Regions from separate parts of the Homo sapiens genome. Here region 2 is linked to region 1. Evidence: chromatin contacts called from ENCODE Hi-C or POLR2A ChIA-PET data. All regions are on one chromosome and are shown on one strand. Each heading gives the region's core, a stretch centred on a gene start or an enhancer-like site at or near the end of the contact. The rest is flanking DNA. Distances are from core to core; before and after follow the strand shown.

Region 1 (2,843 bases), core at 242-2,741:
AGAAAACAGGAAGGCGTTTATCTCTAAAAGACAAGTGGGGTGTTAGAGTCTTTGTAAAGCAGCAGTGGTTTTATCATTTTGTCACCTGAGGCACTGCCACAAAAAAATGAGGGAAATCCTGTCCTTAGCTTCCTCTAAGCTTTCCAGATTTTTGTCTTTTGCCCCAAAAGTAGGAAGGCATGCACTGCAAAAGATGGGTCATCTCCTTGGCGTTGAAGACCTGTTGAGGCACAAAGCCTCTCTCCAGTTGCTTGGAATACTCGATACCCACTCAGGATTTAAGGGTCCTTCCTCCCCATCAACTTCGTATGTTGCAAAACAGCAGCGATTTTTAAAGTTCTCAAACCATCCCTTGCTCGCATGATACTTATTTGGGTTGTCCTCCCCAGATGTTTCCCATTGGTTCCCTGTAGATGTATTTGGCCTGGTTGCAGAGGGCCTTCCGGGTCAGATGCCGCCCTCTGTCATCTGGCCTTCCACCTAAAAGGTTAACTGGGTCTCCACCTTCACGATGTTTACATTACAGGGGAATACACAGCAGCTTAGAGCAGATGGGCGACCAACTCTCCACGCTGGTCTTTCTTGGTTTCCTGAGGGTAGTGGAGGACAAGAGGGGAAAGCAGGGTCTTGCTCTGTCGCCCAGGCTGGAGTGCAGTGGCACAATCACCGCTCACTGAAGCCTCGACCTCCTAGACTTAGGGGACCCTCCCGCTTCAGCCTCCCGAGTAGCTGGGACTACAGGTGCGTGCCACCACACCGCACTAATTTTTTTCCTTTTTTTTTTTTTTTCTTTTTGGTAGAGACGGGTTTCTCACTATGTTGCCCAGGCTGGTCTCGAACTCCCGGGCTCAAGCGATCCTCCCGCCGCGGCCTCCCAAAGCGCTGGGATTACAGGTACGGCCACTGCGACCAGCTGCTTCTCCTTGGTGGACTGATCAACACCAACAAGGCGGCGCACGTCCCTATTACTCACGCCTTCGTCAGGCTCCTGGAGAATATTCATCCAGTCTTCCAGAGGCATGACGCTCCGCCTCCTCTTGACAGGTGGCTGGCCCAGGATCAAGATTCCCCTCCAGGCCACCGCTCCACCTGGGGAGGCCTCAGCCGCGGCCGTAGCCGCGGTGGCCTCCATAACGGCTGCAGTCGTCCCCGCCTAGAGCCTGGTTTTGGAGCCTCGAGGACGCCGACGAGGCTGTTTAACTTCCCGTGAGTCCCCACCCTCGCCGCTCCGCTGGCCGGGAATTTGGCAAGGCTTTGCCCTACGCGGTAAACACGTAAGCCTACTGGCCTCCGCATTTCCCTGAGCAGCGACCTAGATGACGCCAGACTGAGGGAGCCGCAACCACTGGCTACAGTTGACACGGCCCTAACGGAGGCTTCTCGCGAGGCTTGGCAGCCCCATAGCCATCTCAGGGACAAGGAGGCTGTGATCAGATCTCGCGAGGTTCAGGAAAGCGCCCCGGGAACTGGGCCGCTGGGCCAGCCCCTGCGTCGGGGGGCAAGATGGCAGCCCAGGCTTTGGCGCTGCTGAGAGAGGTAGCGAGGCTGGAAGCGCCGCTGGAGGAGCTACGCGCGCTTCACTCCGTGCTGCAGGCAGTGCCGCTCAACGAGCTTCGCCAGCAAGCGGCGGAGCTGCGCCTCGGCCCGCTCTTCTCCCTGCTTAACGAGAACCATAGGTGAGAGGACCCCGGGGGCTTGAGCCGAGGAGAGGGGCACCCCTAAATATGGACATGAGAGTGGTTGAGGGCAAGAACAGCGCTTTTCCCAGTCACAGGGGAGGTGGAAAGTAGCCGAAATTTGCAGAGAAGGAAGGATCCTGGGTTCAGAGGCAGGAGATGGGGTTCAGGTTCAGCCTCTGAGAGTGCCCCAGGGTGTTTTCTCCCGTCGCCTGGCCTCGCTGCCTCTGAGCAGTGAGGCACTGCCTTCTTCATCAAATAGAAATTAAAGGAGGAAAGCAAAGCTGTCCACTTACAAGGAGCATTCCACATCTCTTTGTACAGGTTCTTGATTTGTTTCCCCTTCTAAAAGGATCCTATCCTGGCAATGTGGCAAGAACCATCAGCATTTTAAATTCACATGCTTTTTCATCCAGTCATTCTTGTTAAAAAAATTTAATGCAAGTATACGCGCACAAAATGTGCAGTTACTTTGTTCTTTCGAACCCGAGGCTGGAATCGCCCCAAAAGCAGCGGCAAGAGAGTTCCCACGAGGGAGTGCTTCAAACCTTCCCGAGATGTGGCTGGTTGGGATGACAGAAAAAGAAGCACTGAATGCCAAGGCGATCAGTCCAAAAGCGTTTAGGGGGAAACCTGCAGAGGGCTGCAGAAATTGTCAAGACGGACACCGGGAGAAAGGTGTTCCTGGGTATGTCCGCAGTGAGGGGGTCAGGGTATGGAGTTCAGATGAGAGTTTAAAGGAATTTGGCTCAGGGTTGAGGCCAGTTTCTTCCAGTGTTTTGGGCAACAACCTAGGTACCTTTATCAGGCCTGTGAATGTTCAAGGCCCCTGGTTTATGGTCAAGCCTGCTAGGGAAACCTGCCGCTGGCTAGGTCAGAGAGCAATCAAGGCACTCTGATTTTCCATCAGGACAGAGAAAGAAAGGGGGCGACTGGAGGACCCTACAACATTATATGCAAGAATATAACATATCGTGTGTGGCACCAGAACACTAGAAACAATCTAAATATCCGTTAACAGAGGATTCCAAATTATGCGCTATTACTCTGTAACACTGTGCAGTTATTTAAGTTATTGAGGTAGATGTATATATATGTATGTGGACATGGAAAGATCTCTGTGTTTTGTTTTGTTTTGTTTTGTTTGTTTGTTTGTTTTCAGACGAG
Region 2 (2,804 bases), core at 302-2,801, 7.5 Mb before region 1:
AGTTCCGATTCCTGTTTTAGTAATGCCCGACCTCAGATAAGAGACTCAAGAGGCTCCACTGGGGAGGCAGGCAGCACACTGTGGCTACTCAGCCAGGTTCTGGAATCAGATAGCTTCGCTACTTATCTGCATCCCCCTGAGCCTCAGTTTGCTCCATTTGGAAATGGGGACTCTCAACCACTCTCTGTTGTTGGGGGCAGTCAATGAGATACTGCGGGGCATGGTGACTCAGCTCCCTGTCTGACCCACAGAATTGCATATGTGCTGGTGATTGTGGCCATCAATCCCTTATCTGGTGAAACCTTTGGCTCATAACTGGTTTGGGTGTGTGATTGTTACCTTTCACCTCATTCTCAGGCCCATCCACATGACGTGGAACCTGGAGCTTTCCTCCCAATTCCTCCGAAGAATCAGGGTTGGGGGCCCCAACATCCCTTAGCCCCAACCACAGAGGCACTGGGCCCTTGGCCTGGGCTTCCTCCCTTCCCTCTCTCCCCAAGCGGCCCCTCCTTTTTTTCAAGACAGGGCCTCACTCTATCACCCATGCTAGAGTGCAATGTGTGATCATGGTTCATGGTAGCCTTGACCTCCTGAGCTGGATCGATCCTCCCACTTCAACCTCCTGAGTAGCTGGGTACCACCATGCTTGGCTTTGTTTTTTTTTTTCTTTTTTTTGAGACGGAGTCTTGCACTGTCGCACAGGCTGGAGTGCAGTGGCGCAATTCGGCTCACTGCAAGCCCCGCCTCCCGGGTTCACGCCATTCTCCTGCCTCAGCCTGCCGAGTAGCTGGGACTACAGGCGCCCGCCACCACGCCCGGCTAATTTTTTGTACTTTTAATAGAGACGGGGTTTCACCGTGTTAGCCAGGATGGTGTCGATCTCCTGACCTCATGATCCGCCCACCTCGGCCTCCCAAAGTGCTGGGATTACAGGCGTGAGCCACCGTGCCCGGCCCATGTTTGGCTGTTTTTAAAATTTTTTGTGGAGGATAGGTCTCACTATGTTGCCAAGGTGGTCTCAAACTCCTGGGCTCAATTGATTGTCCTGCTTTGGCCTCCCAAAATGCTAGGATTATAGGCATGAGCCACCACACCCTGCCCAGCTGATGTGGCCCCTTCTGAGCAAAACTAGAGTGGGGCACTATTTGGCGACACTGCTCTGTGACACATTTCTGTCAGGCCACCCAAAAATGACCCCTTTCAGTCCCCAGGGACAACAGTGCAGGCTGTACTGTGTTAGTATTTTGAACTCCGTAGGTGCCGGATGACAAATATTTTCGAGTAGGGTTTATACCGGATATGATCAAACAAACCATGTATGTGTACACACCAGGCAGAGTAACCTCTGCCACCTGTTTTCCAGCACATGGGGGCACGGCCTGAGGAATCCACATCTCGCAGCTGCTTGCTCCTTACTGCCCCTGGTTGCTTCAAACTCCTGAGAGGGGTGCTGCCAGAGAACCCCCTCTTCTATGTGTTCTGAGGATTCAGCCTTCGTGAATCTGGCCTGGCAGGCTGGAACCTTTCCAACAAGGCCCTCCCAGGGCTTGCTTCCCAGGGCAGTTGGGCACATCTCTGAGTGGACACTGCCCCCTCGAGGCCGTGCCCACTATGACACCTGGGAGAGCTGAGCTCACACAAGAGAAACAGACCAAGGTGGATGCTTTCCTTCCAAGTGTCCTCCCTGGGTGCCTCAAGATTGAACCAAAATGCAGAGCTGGGTTACGATTGTGTTTGGGGGAGACTTTCATCATGCACCAAGAATCCAAGTGGACACAACCTGCAAATCACCATCCCTGATCACCTTTCAACGAGACCAAATCCCTTTGTGTCCTGGGCCAACTAAGTTTTCTGCCTCTGGAATACTCTCCCACATTTTTTTTTTTTTTTTTTTTTTTTTTTGAGACGGAGTCTTGCTCTGTCGCCCAGGCCGGACTGCGGACTGCAGTGGCGCAATCTCGGCTCACTGCAAGCTCCGCTTCCCGGGTTCACGCCGTTCTCCTGCGTCAGCCTCCCGAGTAGCTGGGGCTACAGGCGCCCGCCACTGCGCACGGCTAATTTTTTGTATTTTTAGTAGAGACGGGGTTTCACCTTGTTAGCCAGGATGGTCTCGATCTCCTGACCTCATGATCCACCCGCCTCGGCCTCCCAAAGTGCTGGGATTACAGGCGTGAGCCACCGCGCCCGGCCTTTTTTTTTTTTTTTTTTGAGACAGAGGCTCACTCTGTTGCTTAGGCTGGAGTGCAGTGGTGCCATCTTGGCTCACCGCAACCTCTGCCACCCAGGTTCAAGTGATTCTCTTGCCTCAGCCTCCTGAGAAGCTGGGATTACAGATGTGTGCCACCATGCCCGGCTAATTTTTGTATTTTTAGTAGAGACGGGGTTTTGCCATGTTGCCCAGGCTGGTCTCGAACTCCTGACCTCAGGTGATCCGCCCGCCTCAGCCTCCCAAAGTGCTGGGATTACAGGCAGGCAGCCCTCTCCCACATTCTTACCTGGCTGCCTCCTACTGGACAGACATGGATGTCTCTTCCCCTGGGAAGTTTCCCAGTGTCCCATATTGGTTGGATGCAGCTCCAACATGCTTCCATAACCCTGTGGCAGCATTTTATCTGTATTGTCGTGGCTGCTTGAGTCTCTGACCTCCCGCTGGCAGGTGAGCACTGTGTGGCAGGGACCCAGAGACTGGGGCTCCCCAGCACCTGGCCCTGACAGTTTTTTTGTGTAGGAAGAGGCAAGACCAGCCAGCTCTCCACATAGAGAACATGGTGTAAGGTGAGAAAACCTCAAGGAAGGGCTCACCT

Evidence for each region. Hi-C counts contacts between places; a loop is a spot of excess contacts on that map. ChIA-PET counts read pairs that join two places held with the same protein, here RNA polymerase II (POLR2A).
Region 2: a loop to region 1 is called in a map of K562, with 3 times the contacts of the local background. The contact joins the enhancer-like site here to the promoter of PSMD5 in region 1. A Hi-C loop is called at or near these places in 1 of 168 maps with a recorded cell type or tissue (K562). POLR2A ChIA-PET finds 5 or more read pairs at or near these places in 1 of 52 experiments (K562).

Annotation. Positions count from the first base shown.
Region 1 is chr9:120,841,570-120,844,412 of GRCh38, reverse strand. PSMD5 (proteasome 26S subunit, non-ATPase 5) reads left to right here and starts at 1,491. Exons shown (of 10, transcript NM_005047.4): 1 at 1,491-1,676. The coding sequence starts at 1,504. It also overlaps the pseudogene CUTALP. RefSeq lists enhancers at 920-1,269, 1,228-1,522, 1,288-1,582, 1,470-1,769, 1,341-1,870.
Region 2 is chr9:128,294,303-128,297,106 of GRCh38, reverse strand. No RefSeq gene overlaps it. Among named protein-coding and RNA genes, the nearest start is that of SWI5, 19 kb to the right of the region's middle. Within about 2 kb of position 1,551, at least 15 of the 41 ENCODE cell types and tissues checked have a DNase peak (open chromatin) inside an H3K27ac peak, as active enhancers do.